Regions from separate parts of the Homo sapiens genome. Here region 2 is linked to region 1. Evidence: chromatin loops called from intact Hi-C (ENCODE). Cell type or tissue: psoas muscle. All regions are shown on one strand. Each heading gives the region's core, and the rest is flanking DNA. Links, peaks and the distances in the headings are about the cores only. Region 1 has its middle 81 kb from the start of LINC01372. Region 2 has its middle 29 kb from the start of LINC01372.

Evidence for each region. Peaks named below come from ENCODE experiments on the same cell type or tissue, not always from the same donor. Only the 100,000 strongest peaks of a DNase experiment are listed, where the experiment ranks them.
Region 2: a loop joins it to region 1, with 7 times the contacts of the local background. A loop is called at or near these places in 1 of 110 quality-filtered maps.

The regions. Positions count from the first base shown.
Region 1 is chr7:67,414,638-67,420,015 of GRCh38, reverse strand. No RefSeq gene overlaps it. Among named protein-coding and RNA genes, the nearest start is that of LINC01372, 81 kb to the right of the region's middle. In psoas muscle, for the core only: no CTCF peak of the experiment used is centred there; no DNase peak of the experiment used is centred there.
Region 2 is chr7:67,362,430-67,367,807 of GRCh38, reverse strand. No RefSeq gene overlaps it. Among named protein-coding and RNA genes, the nearest start is that of LINC01372, 29 kb to the right of the region's middle. In psoas muscle, for the core only: no CTCF peak of the experiment used is centred there; DNase peaks (open chromatin) are centred at 2,891 and 3,297; H3K27ac peaks cover 1,234 bases.

The DNA of each region.
Region 1 (5,378 bases), core at 77-5,076:
TTTGGAGACTGTGATTTTTAGGATTGAAGACTTGAAGGATGTTGAGCTTTTAGGATTTCCACATTTGAGATTATGGAGTAGTTTGGGATTGTGTCTTTTGGGTTTATGGCCGAAGTCCCCCACCCCCTAACCAATCTTTTCTTTTTCTTTTTCTTTTTTTTTGAGACGGCATCTTGCTCTGTCACCCAGATTGGAGTGCAGTGCGCGATCTTGGCTCACTACAACCTCTGCCTCTTGGGTTCAAGTGATTCTCCTGCCTCAGGCTCCTAAGTAGCTGGGATTACAGGCCCCCGCCACCATGCCTGGCTAATTTTTGTATTTTTAGTAGAGACAGGGTTTCACCATGTTGGCCAGGCTGGTCTCAAACTCCTGATCTCAAATGATCTGCCCACCTTAGCCTCCCAAACTGCTGGGATTACAGGCGTGAGCCACCGTGCCCAGCCCCTCTAACCACTTTTTACCAAGTTTATCAGCAGAACTCAGACAGACATTACCAACCACTCAAATTATTGCCTGATTCAGGCTTCCCGCTAGGCTGAGCTCGAGAGCCCTTCTGAAGTTTGTGGCCGGCTGTTTCTGCCATTCTCTACGTCTTTGCCATCCTTGACCACAGCCCACATGCCAGCCTCCCCCACCACCCACCCCTACCCAGGGTCCTTCTCCTAATGACCCACCCTCCCAATCTCTGGAGTTTTTGTGATGAGAAAAATTTGCTTCCCTAGACCCTCTGTTTCTTCACAAAATGCCGTTTCCCTCTTCCCTAAACTTTAACCCCAGGTACTGGAAAGAGTTTCCATAATGGAGTGGCCAGTGGTAACAAATGGTCCCAAGAGACTAAATAAGATAAGGACAGAACATTACTCTTGGGATTTAACAATAACGAGGCCATTGGAGGTCTCGGTGGAGACACTCTTGGTAGGTCATAGTAAGAAGAAACCAGATTGTAGCAGGCTGAGTTGTGGGTGGGAGATGAGAAAAAGAGGAGAAGTGTGGACAATGCTTTCCAGAAGTTTAATGAGAAGGAAGGAGAGAAAGGGTGACAGATGGATGGGATCAAAGAGCCTAGCAGAAGACACAGATGGAAAGCCACCTTAGAGAGACCTCTGTACCTTGAGAAATGTGCTCTCTAACCCTGTAACAATTTAATCTATTGGTGCATAGACTGACATATGCTACACGTTATTACTTAAAGAAACCTTATCTATCGGCCGGGCATGGCGGCTCATGCCTATAATCCCAGCACTTTGGGAGGCCGAGGCGGGTGGATTACCTGAGGTCAGGAGTTTGAGACCAGCCTGACCAACATGGTGAAACCCCATCTCTACTAAAAATACAAAAGTTAGCAGGACATGGTGGTGCATGCCTATAATCCCAGCTACTCAGGAGGCTGAGGCAGGAGAAGCACTGGAACCTTGGAGGCAGAGGTTGCAGTGATGGCGCCACTGCATTCCAGCCTGGACGACAGAGTGAGACTCCATCTCAATTAAAAAAAAAAAAAAAAGAAAAGAAACTTTATCTATCTAGCCTAGCACACTCACTTTACAGATGAGAAAACTCAAGACCAGAGAGGTCAACTATCCTACCCAAGGTCACCTAGCATCTGAGTGGCAAAATCAAGAATGGGTTCCCCGGTCTTTTCCTCCTCTGAACTTGGTTATGCTCCAAGTGCAGTGCAAATCAAATTCCCTGACGTAAGATAATATCATGCGTGTCTAGGGCATCGTAAACATGGGTAGGTCCGCCGAGGCCCTATTTGCACTGGGAGAGGAATGCTCCCAGCACAATGAGCTTGAGTCTGCAGAAGGAAGCCATAACTCAGAGGGTGGCATGGTGGCCGTGTGACACAGAACCCAGCTGGTCCTGCAAAGTCACATCTGAGTCTTCTGCAGGCAAAGCAGATCTCCATAAAACCCAAATGAGTTGTTTCTATGAAATTCTGCTATGACCTTGGAGCACCAGCCTCATCTTATGGTGACCCTCACCCACTACCAGAGGGTCATGAAGAAAATAGGGGGTGTTCTGCAACCCTCACCACACCTCATGACATCCCACTGCTCTGGGCCATGAAGCAAGAGGCAGAGCAGGGTGGAGCTGCATGGCCAGCTATTGATGGAGAAGCCACAGAGCCTGCGGAGCCTCTATGCCCAGTAGGTCTCCGTGGGGATGTATCCCAGGCAACGTGGCAGTGCCCAGCGAGGGACAGTGAGCAGTGGCCAGGCCTGTCAAGACCATATTTATGAGCCCATGTGAGATACCCCTGAGGGCTCCAGAACCACATGGGGAGAAGTGCTTTGCAGGGAACTTGAGCTCCCACATCTGCAGGTCATACACCAGCAAGAGCTGGAGAGACTTTGAAAGCCATGAGAGCTGTGGAAACTCACGTTGCAAGTAAAAGGTTGATGGAAAAATTATCTCCCTATATCTATGGACATGTCCATTTTCACTATGTCCACACAGTTACTTGTGCAATTCCCGGAACACCCCTCTTCTCTCCTTGCAGCTATCCACAGCCTCTCATTGCCAAGGCCAAGCCAAGTCCCCCCCCACAAGAACTCCTGTCCCCATTTCTCTCTCCTTCTTCTGAGGTCTTGAACTCACAGCATCACCCAGAGGACCTGCCTTAGCCAGTTCACACTGCTGTAACAAGAACATCATAGACTAGGTGGCTTATAAACAACAGAGATGTGTTTCTCACAGTCTTGAAGTCTGGAAGTCCAGGATCAGAAGGCTAGCATGGCCATGTTCTGATGAGGACTCTCTTCCCAGTTGCAGATAGGGTTGATCTCTGGCTGTTTCTTATAAGGGCATTAATCCCATTTGTGAGGGCTCCATCCTCATGACCTAATCACCTGCCAAAGTCTCTGCCTCCTAATACCATCACATCAAGGTTAGGGTTTCAATATATACATTTTGGGGAAACACAAACATTTAGTCAATAATAGGAGTCTTTTCTTTCTTTTTTGAGACAGTCTGCTCTGCCACCCAGGCTGGAGTGCAGTGGTGCAATCTCAGGTCACTACAACCTCTGCCTCCTGGGTTCAAACAATTATCCTGCCTCAGCCTCCCAAGTAGCTAGGATTACAGGTGAGCACCATGATGCTGGCTAATTTTAATATTTTTAGTAGAGATGGGATTTCACCATGTTGTCCAGGCTGGTCTCGAATTCCTGACCTCAGGTGATCTGTCCACCTCAGCCTCCCAAAGTGCTGGGATTACAGGCATGAGCCACTGTGCCCGGCCAATAGGAGCCTTTTCTTGGTCTCTCGCTTTGGTGGCGAGATTTCCTTCCCCTGCTAGCTGGAAAAGCCAGGACATCCTCCTCTGCCCCTAACACAGTGTCAGGCATCCAAGGACCCTCCATGAGCCCACTCTAGTCCACCTGCTTCACCAGGGCAAGCCACCAAGGAAGGTGCCACTTAAAATAGGGCCAATTAAGAAGAAGCTGTGGGTCTCCATGGAGACAATTTCTGCCAGCCTCCCACTGCACAAAGAGTTTTCCCATAGCCACTTCCGAGTGTGAAATCAAACCCTGGTCTACGCCCTGCTGGGACAAGAAGTACAGCTGTCATTAAATTGTCAGGGTCTCTGTGGCTTCTTCTTATTGTCTCTCTCCCAACAGTGCTGTTATGGGCCAAATTCTGTGCCTCCCACCAACAATGCACAGGTTGAAATCTAAACCCCAAGTACCTCAAAATGTGACTATGTTTGGAGATAGGGTCTTTAAAGAGCTAATTAAGTTAAAATGAGGTAATTGGTGATTGAGTTAAAATAAGGTCCCTATAAGAAGAGGAAATTTGAAACCACAATGAGAAACCATCTCATACCAGTCAGAATGGCTATTATTAAAGTGTCAAAAAAATGACAGACGCTGGTGAGGTTGAGGAGTAAAGGGAACGCTGATACATTGCTGGTGGGAGTGTTAATTAGTTCAACCACTGTGGAATGCAGTGTGGTGATTCCTCAAAGAGCTAAAAACAGAACTGCCATTTGACCCAGCAATCCCATTACTGGGTATATACCCAAAGAAGTATAAATCGTTCTATTATAAAGACACATGCACACATATGTTTGTTGCAGCACTATTGACAATAGCAAAGACATGGAATCAACCTAAATGCCCATCAATGACAGGATAAAGAAAGAAAATGTGGTACATACACACCATGAAATACTATGCAGCCATAAAAAAGAATGAGATCATGTCCTTTAGAGGAACATGGATGGAGCTGCAGGCCATCATCGTTAGCAAACTAATGCAGGAACAGAAAACCAAATACCACATGTTCTCACTTATAAGTGAGAGCTAAACAATGAGAACACATGGGCACAAAGAGGGGAACAACACGCACTGGGGCCTACTCTAGGGTGGAGGGTGAGTGGAGGGAGAGGATCAGAAAAAAATAACTATTGGGTACTAGGCTTATACCTGGGTGATGAAATAATCTGTACAACAAACTCCCATGACATGAGTTTACCTATATAACAAACCCTGAGCCTAAAATAAAAGTTAAAAAAAAAAAATCAATGAGTCAGAAAAAAAGAAAAGAAGAGGAAATTTGGACATAGAACAATACACAGGGAAGACCACATGAGACAAAACAAAACCAACCCTGCTGATGTCTTGGTCTCAGACTTTCAGCCTCCAAAACTAAAAGAAAATAAATTTCTGTTGCTTAAGCCATCCAGTCTGTGGCACTTTGTTGCTATGGCCTGAATGTTTGTGTCACCCCCAGAATTCATGCTGAAATTCGCACCCCAAGGTGACGGTATTAGGAGATGAGGCCTTTGGGAGGTGATTAGGTCACGGGGGTGGAGGCTTCATGAATGGGATTACGGCCTTTATAAAAGAGACCTGAGAGAGAACCCTTGCCTTTTTCATTATGTGAGGACACAGCAAGAATTTGCTGTCTATGAACCGGAAACCCGTCCCTCATCAGATGCTAAATCTGTTGGTGCCGTGCTCTTGGACTTCCCAGCCTCCAGAACCATGAGAAATAAATTTCTGGCATTTGTAAGCTACCTAGTCTATGGCATTTTTGTTACTGTACCCCAAATGGACTGACACTTGTACTGGCAGCCCCAGCAAACTAACACACTGGCTGTGTTGCCTCTGAGTGGCTTTTCCATTCCAGGTCAAAAATGAAAATGGCTATTTGCAAAGGGCCTTTATTCTCCTCTCTTGGGGGCATTGCTTTCCCTGCTGGGATTTTTATTCTTTTTTATTTTTATTTTTTTTCTGAGATGGAGTTTTGCTCCTGTTGTCCCGGCTGGAGTGCAATGGAGCTATCTCAGCTCACTGCAACCTCCACCTCCCGAGTTCAAGTGACTCTCCTGCCTCTGCCTCCTGAGTAGCTGGGATTACAGGTGCCCACTACCAT
Region 2 (5,378 bases), core at 227-5,226, 52 kb after region 1:
CAAGCCCTGTGTCTGGTGAGAGCCCATTCCCTGAGTTGTAGATGGCAGCCTTCTCATTGAGAAAGTAGAGAGCAATCCTCTCCTTCCATCTCTCTTGTGTCTTTCCTTATAAGGGCACTAACGGCACTAATCCTATTTGTAGGGCTTCATCCTCATGACCTAATGACCTCCCCAATGCCCCACCTCCACATATCACTTCAGGGATTTAGGCTTCAACATATGAATTCTGCGGGGGACACATTCAGTCCATAGCAACCCTTCTCTCAAAGTTACAGGGAAGAGTGAATGATTCTTTGTGATGTGTTTGGAATAAATGAAATGCTGAGGGCAGCCCCTGCCTGTCTCCTGTGTCAATGAGAAGAATCGCCAACCTTGAACAAGTGGATAAGTCTCCCATGGCTGTATTAGACTCCAGATCCCTCAGAAGGTTGACCCCCACATCCCATCACACCTTACCAAGCGTGGCTCATCCCAGCCACATCTAAACAGTCTCAAAGTTGGAGAACACACACCAGTCACTTTCCCAGGATGTGACAGCAAACAAAAACATAAAGATAGAGATCCCAATCCGCCCAGAAGGCGTTCCTCCTACGTTCTCCCTGTTTGAATGCTGCTCTCTCAAACAGTCTCTTTTTTAAAAAATTTATTTCAATATTTTGAGGGGTACAAGTGTTTTTTTGTTACATGGATGAATTCTGAGCTTTTAGTGCACCTGTCACTCAAGTAGTATACCTTATACTTCAGAGGCAGTTTTTTATCCCTAACTCCCCTCCCATCCTTCTACCTTCTGCATCTCTAAAGTTCATTATACTATTCTGTTTGCCTTTGCATGCCTGTAGCTTTTTTTTTTTTTTTTTTTGAGATGGAGTCTCACTCTGTTTCCCAGGCTGCAGTGCAGTGGCACAATCTTGGCTCACTGCAACCTCTGCCTCCCAGGTTCAAGTGATCCTCCTGCCTCACCCTCCCGAGTAGCTGGGATTACAGGCGTGTGCCACCACACCCGGCTAATTTTTGTATTTTTTTAGTGGAGACAGGGTTTCACCATGTTGGCCAGGCTAGTCTCGAACTCCTGACCTCAAGTGAGCCATCCGTCTCGGCCTCCCAAAGTGCTGGGATTACAGGCGTGAGTCACCGTGCCAGGCCTTAGCTCCCACTTGTAAGTGAGAACGTAAGGTTTTTGGTTTTTCCCCCCTGAGTTACTTCACTTCAGTTGATCCATCAATCACTCTGCCTCATCCCTTCTGACCCCCGCTTAACTCCCAGAGGTGATATCTGTGGCCAAAGATCTGTGACCAGATGTTCCCTTCCCTTGCGCCTTCTCATCCTCTGTTACTGCAATAACTATTTGTAAAACTCAAATCAGGACAGCTACTCTAAAATATTTATTTATTTATTTTTAGAGACAGGATCTCGCTCATTCGCCCAGGCTGGGGTGCTGTGGTGCAATCATAGCTCACTGCAGCCTTGAACTACTGGTCTCAAGTGATCCTCCCACCTCAGCCTCCCAAGGAGCTGGGACCACAGGCACGGGTCACCATACCAGGCTAATTTTAATTTTATTTTTTGTAGAGCAAGGTTCTCACTATGTTGTCTGGGCTAGTCTCGAACTCCTGACTTCAAGAGATCCTCCCACTTCGGCTCCCAAAGTGCTGGGATTACGGGCATGAGCCATCGTTCCTGGCCAGTCTCATTTTTAAATGTGTATATTTATTTCTATGGAGAAAAACCTCTTAAGTTATAATAATAAAACCTACAGAGCTATGTATTATCATCTATTATTCTTTGTTGAAAGAATAAAGTTATACAAAAAGACAAACACTGCATAATTCCACTCAGATGAGGTAGTTAGAGGAGTCAAATTCATACAGACAGAAAGCAGAAGGGTGGTTGCCAGAGATTGAGGGAAGGGAGGAACGAGGAGTTAAGTGTTTAATAGGGACAGGGTTTCAATTTTTTTACAAGATGGAAAGCATTCTGGAGACAGATGGTGGGGATGTTTGCACAAAATTATGCATGCATTTAATACTACTGAGGTGTACATTTAAAATGGTTAAGATAGTAAATTTTATGTTATGTGTATTTTATCACAATAAAAAAATTGGGGGAAAACAGAATAAAGTTATGTAAAATTAGGTCCCCCTGGCAACTGCTAGATTTGTCCACCAGTGACAGTTTTTAGAATAACACAACTTTCATGAACCCATCAGCTCCATCTGCCCCTAAAAACATCAGAAATTAAAACCACCTGCCAGGGCTTTGGCCTGGTTAGGCACAGTTGTGAATGCATTGGGGGCTACATTTTTTTTTTTTTTTTTTTTTTGAGGCAGAGTCTTGCTCTGTCGCCCAGGCTGGAGTGCAGTGGTGCGATCTCGGCTCACTGCTGCCTCCACCTCCCAGGTTCAAGCAATTCTTCTGCCTCAGTCTCCCGAGTAGCTGGGATTACAGGCGCCTGCCACCACGCCCGGCTAATTTTTCTATTTTTAGTAGAGACACGGTTTTGCCATGTTGGCCAGGCTGGTCTCAAACTCCTTACCTTAAGTGATCCACTCACCTTGACCTCCCAAAGTGCTGGGATTACAGGCATGAGCCACTGCACCCAGCCAGAAATATTACAATTCTTCGACTGCATTTTCCCAACCAAAAACATGGCATTTCTCTCCATTTATTCAGTTTCTAAGGGGGGTGTGTGTGTGTTTAGAGACACGGACCCACTCTGTTATCTGGGCTGGAGTACAGTGGCGCTGAGAGGTGACAACGTGCTGGCGGCCCTCGCTCGCTCTCAGTGCCTCCTCGACGGCGGCGTCCGCTCTGGCCACGCTTGAGGAGCCCTTCGGCCCGCCGCTGCACCGTGAGAGCCCCTCTCTGGGCTGGCCGAGGCTGGAGCCGGCTCCCTCTGCTTGCAGGGAGAAGCGCGGGCGGGAACCGGGCTGCGCGCGGAGCTCGCGGGCCAGCGCGAGTTCCGGGTGAGCGTGGGCTCGGCGGGCTCCGCACTCAAAGCGGCCAGCAGGCGCCGCTGGCCCCAGGCAGTGAGGGGCTTAGCACCTGGGCCAGCAGCTGCGGAGGGGGCGCAGGGTCCCCTAGTACTGCCGGCCCGCCCGCGCCACGCTGGAATTCTCGCGGGGCCTCAGCCGCCTCCCGGCCGGGCAGGGCTCGGGACCTGCAGCCCGCCATGCCAGAGTCCCCCGCGGTGGGCTCCTCGGCAGCCCGAGACTCCTCGACGGGCGCCGCCCACTGCGCCCGGTCCCATCGACCGCCCAAGGGCTGAGGAGTGCAGGTGAGCACCACAGGACTAGCGGGCAGCTCCTCCCACGGCCCTGGCGTGTGATCCACTAGGGGAAGCCAGCTGGGCTCCTGAGTCAGGTGGGGACTTGGAGAACCTTTATGTCTAGCTAAAGGATTGTAAATGCACCAATCAGTGCTCTGTGTCTAGCTCGGAGTTTGTGGATGCACCAATCAGCACTCTGTATCTGGCTAATCTGGTAGGGACTTGGAGAACCTTTATATCTAGCTAAAGGATTGTAAATAACACCAATCAGCACTCTGTGTCTAGCTCAAGGTTTGTAAATGCACCAGTGTTCTGTGTCTAGCTAATCTAGTGGGGACTTGGAGGGCCAGATAAGAGAATAAAAGCAGGCGGCTGGAGCCAGCAGCAGCAACCTGCTTGGGTCCCCTTCCACACTGTGGAAGTTTTGTTTTTTCACTCGTTGCAATAAATCTTGCTGCTGCTCGCTCTTTGGGTGTGCACTGCCTTTATGAGCTGTAACACTCACCTAGAAGGTCTGCAGCTTCACTCCTGAGGTCAGCGAGACCACGAACCCACCTAGAGGAATGAACAACTCCAGACGCGCCGCCTTAAGAGCTGTAACACTCACGGCGAAGGTCTGCAGTTTCACTCCTGAAGCCAGTGAGACCACGAACCCACCAGAAGGAAAAAACTCTGACCACGTCTGAACATCAGAAGGAACAAACTCCGGACACACCATCTTTAAGAACTGTAACACTCACCTCGAGGGTGTGCAGCTTCATTCTTGAAGTCAGTAAGACCAAGAACCCACCAATTCTGGACACAGTGCAATCATAGCTCACTGCAGCCTTGAACTCCTCAGGTCAAGCAATCCTCCTGCCACAGCCTCCTAAGTAGCTGGGACTACAAGTACACACCACCATGTCCAGCTAATTTTTGTATTTTTTATAGAGATGAGGTCTCACTATGTTGCCCAAGCTGGTCTCAAACTCCTGGCTTTCAGAAATCGTCCTTCCTCGTCCTCCCAAAGTACTAGGATTATAGGTATGAGCCATTTTGCCCAATCTAATTTGTGGTCTTTTCACAAATACCCTCCCCCTCTCACATTCCGTGTGTGTGTGTGTGACTATCATAAATACTGTCATTTTTTTCCATGTTGATGAAAGAGCTTAATACAAATATATAATAGAAGGAAAAAATAAAATTGGGTAATTTTCACTTCGTTGATGTTATTATTATTTTCCAAGCTTTGAAGCAATCACAGATGAGAAGATCTTCATTTGAAAACACATAAAAGTCCTGAAAATAGTACAATTAAAATGAAAAGGAAATTACCAGAGTAAATAATTGCTGTAAATATGACCCACGAAGTGTTAATTTCCAAGTCTTTGGAAAGTCTAATGTATGTCTGGGGCGGGGAGGGGAGCCAAAGAATGCAGGAGGAATGTTCCTCAAAAGAAGAAACACAATTCACACAAAAGGCAATGCTTATTTTTAAATGGTTCAACCTCACAGTAATCAAAGAAATGCAAATTAAAAGTACAATAAGAAATCATTTATCCATTGTAGCCGGGTGCGGTGGCTCACGCCTGTAATCCCAGCACTTTGGGAGGCCGAGGCGGGTGGATCACAAGGTCAGGAGATCAAGACCATCCTGGCTAACACAGTGAAACCTCGTCTCTACTAAAAAAAAAAAATACAAAAAATTAGCTGGGCATGGTGGTGGGCGCCTGTAGTCCCAGCTACTTGGGAGGCTGAGGCAGGAGAATGGCGTGAACCCAGGAGGCAGAGCTTGCAGTGAGCAGAGATTGTGCCACTGCACTCCAGCCTGGGCGACAGAGCGAGACTTCATCTAAAAAAAAAAAAAAATTCATTTATCCATTGTAAATGAGCTGGGAAACCTTTTTCTCGTAATGTTCCTTGTTAGAGAGTTGCAGTAGGAAAGAAATAAAGAAGCTCACTGAAACAATGTACATGAGGACTGCTGGAAACAAGCCCTTTGCAAAGCATTTTGCCAAAGGGTATCAAGAGACTCAACAATGCTCATACTCTTTGATCCAACAATCCCACACCTAGGAACTTGACCAAAGCAAACCATTCTCAAGAGGAAAGAAAGTTATTTGAAAATCTTAGC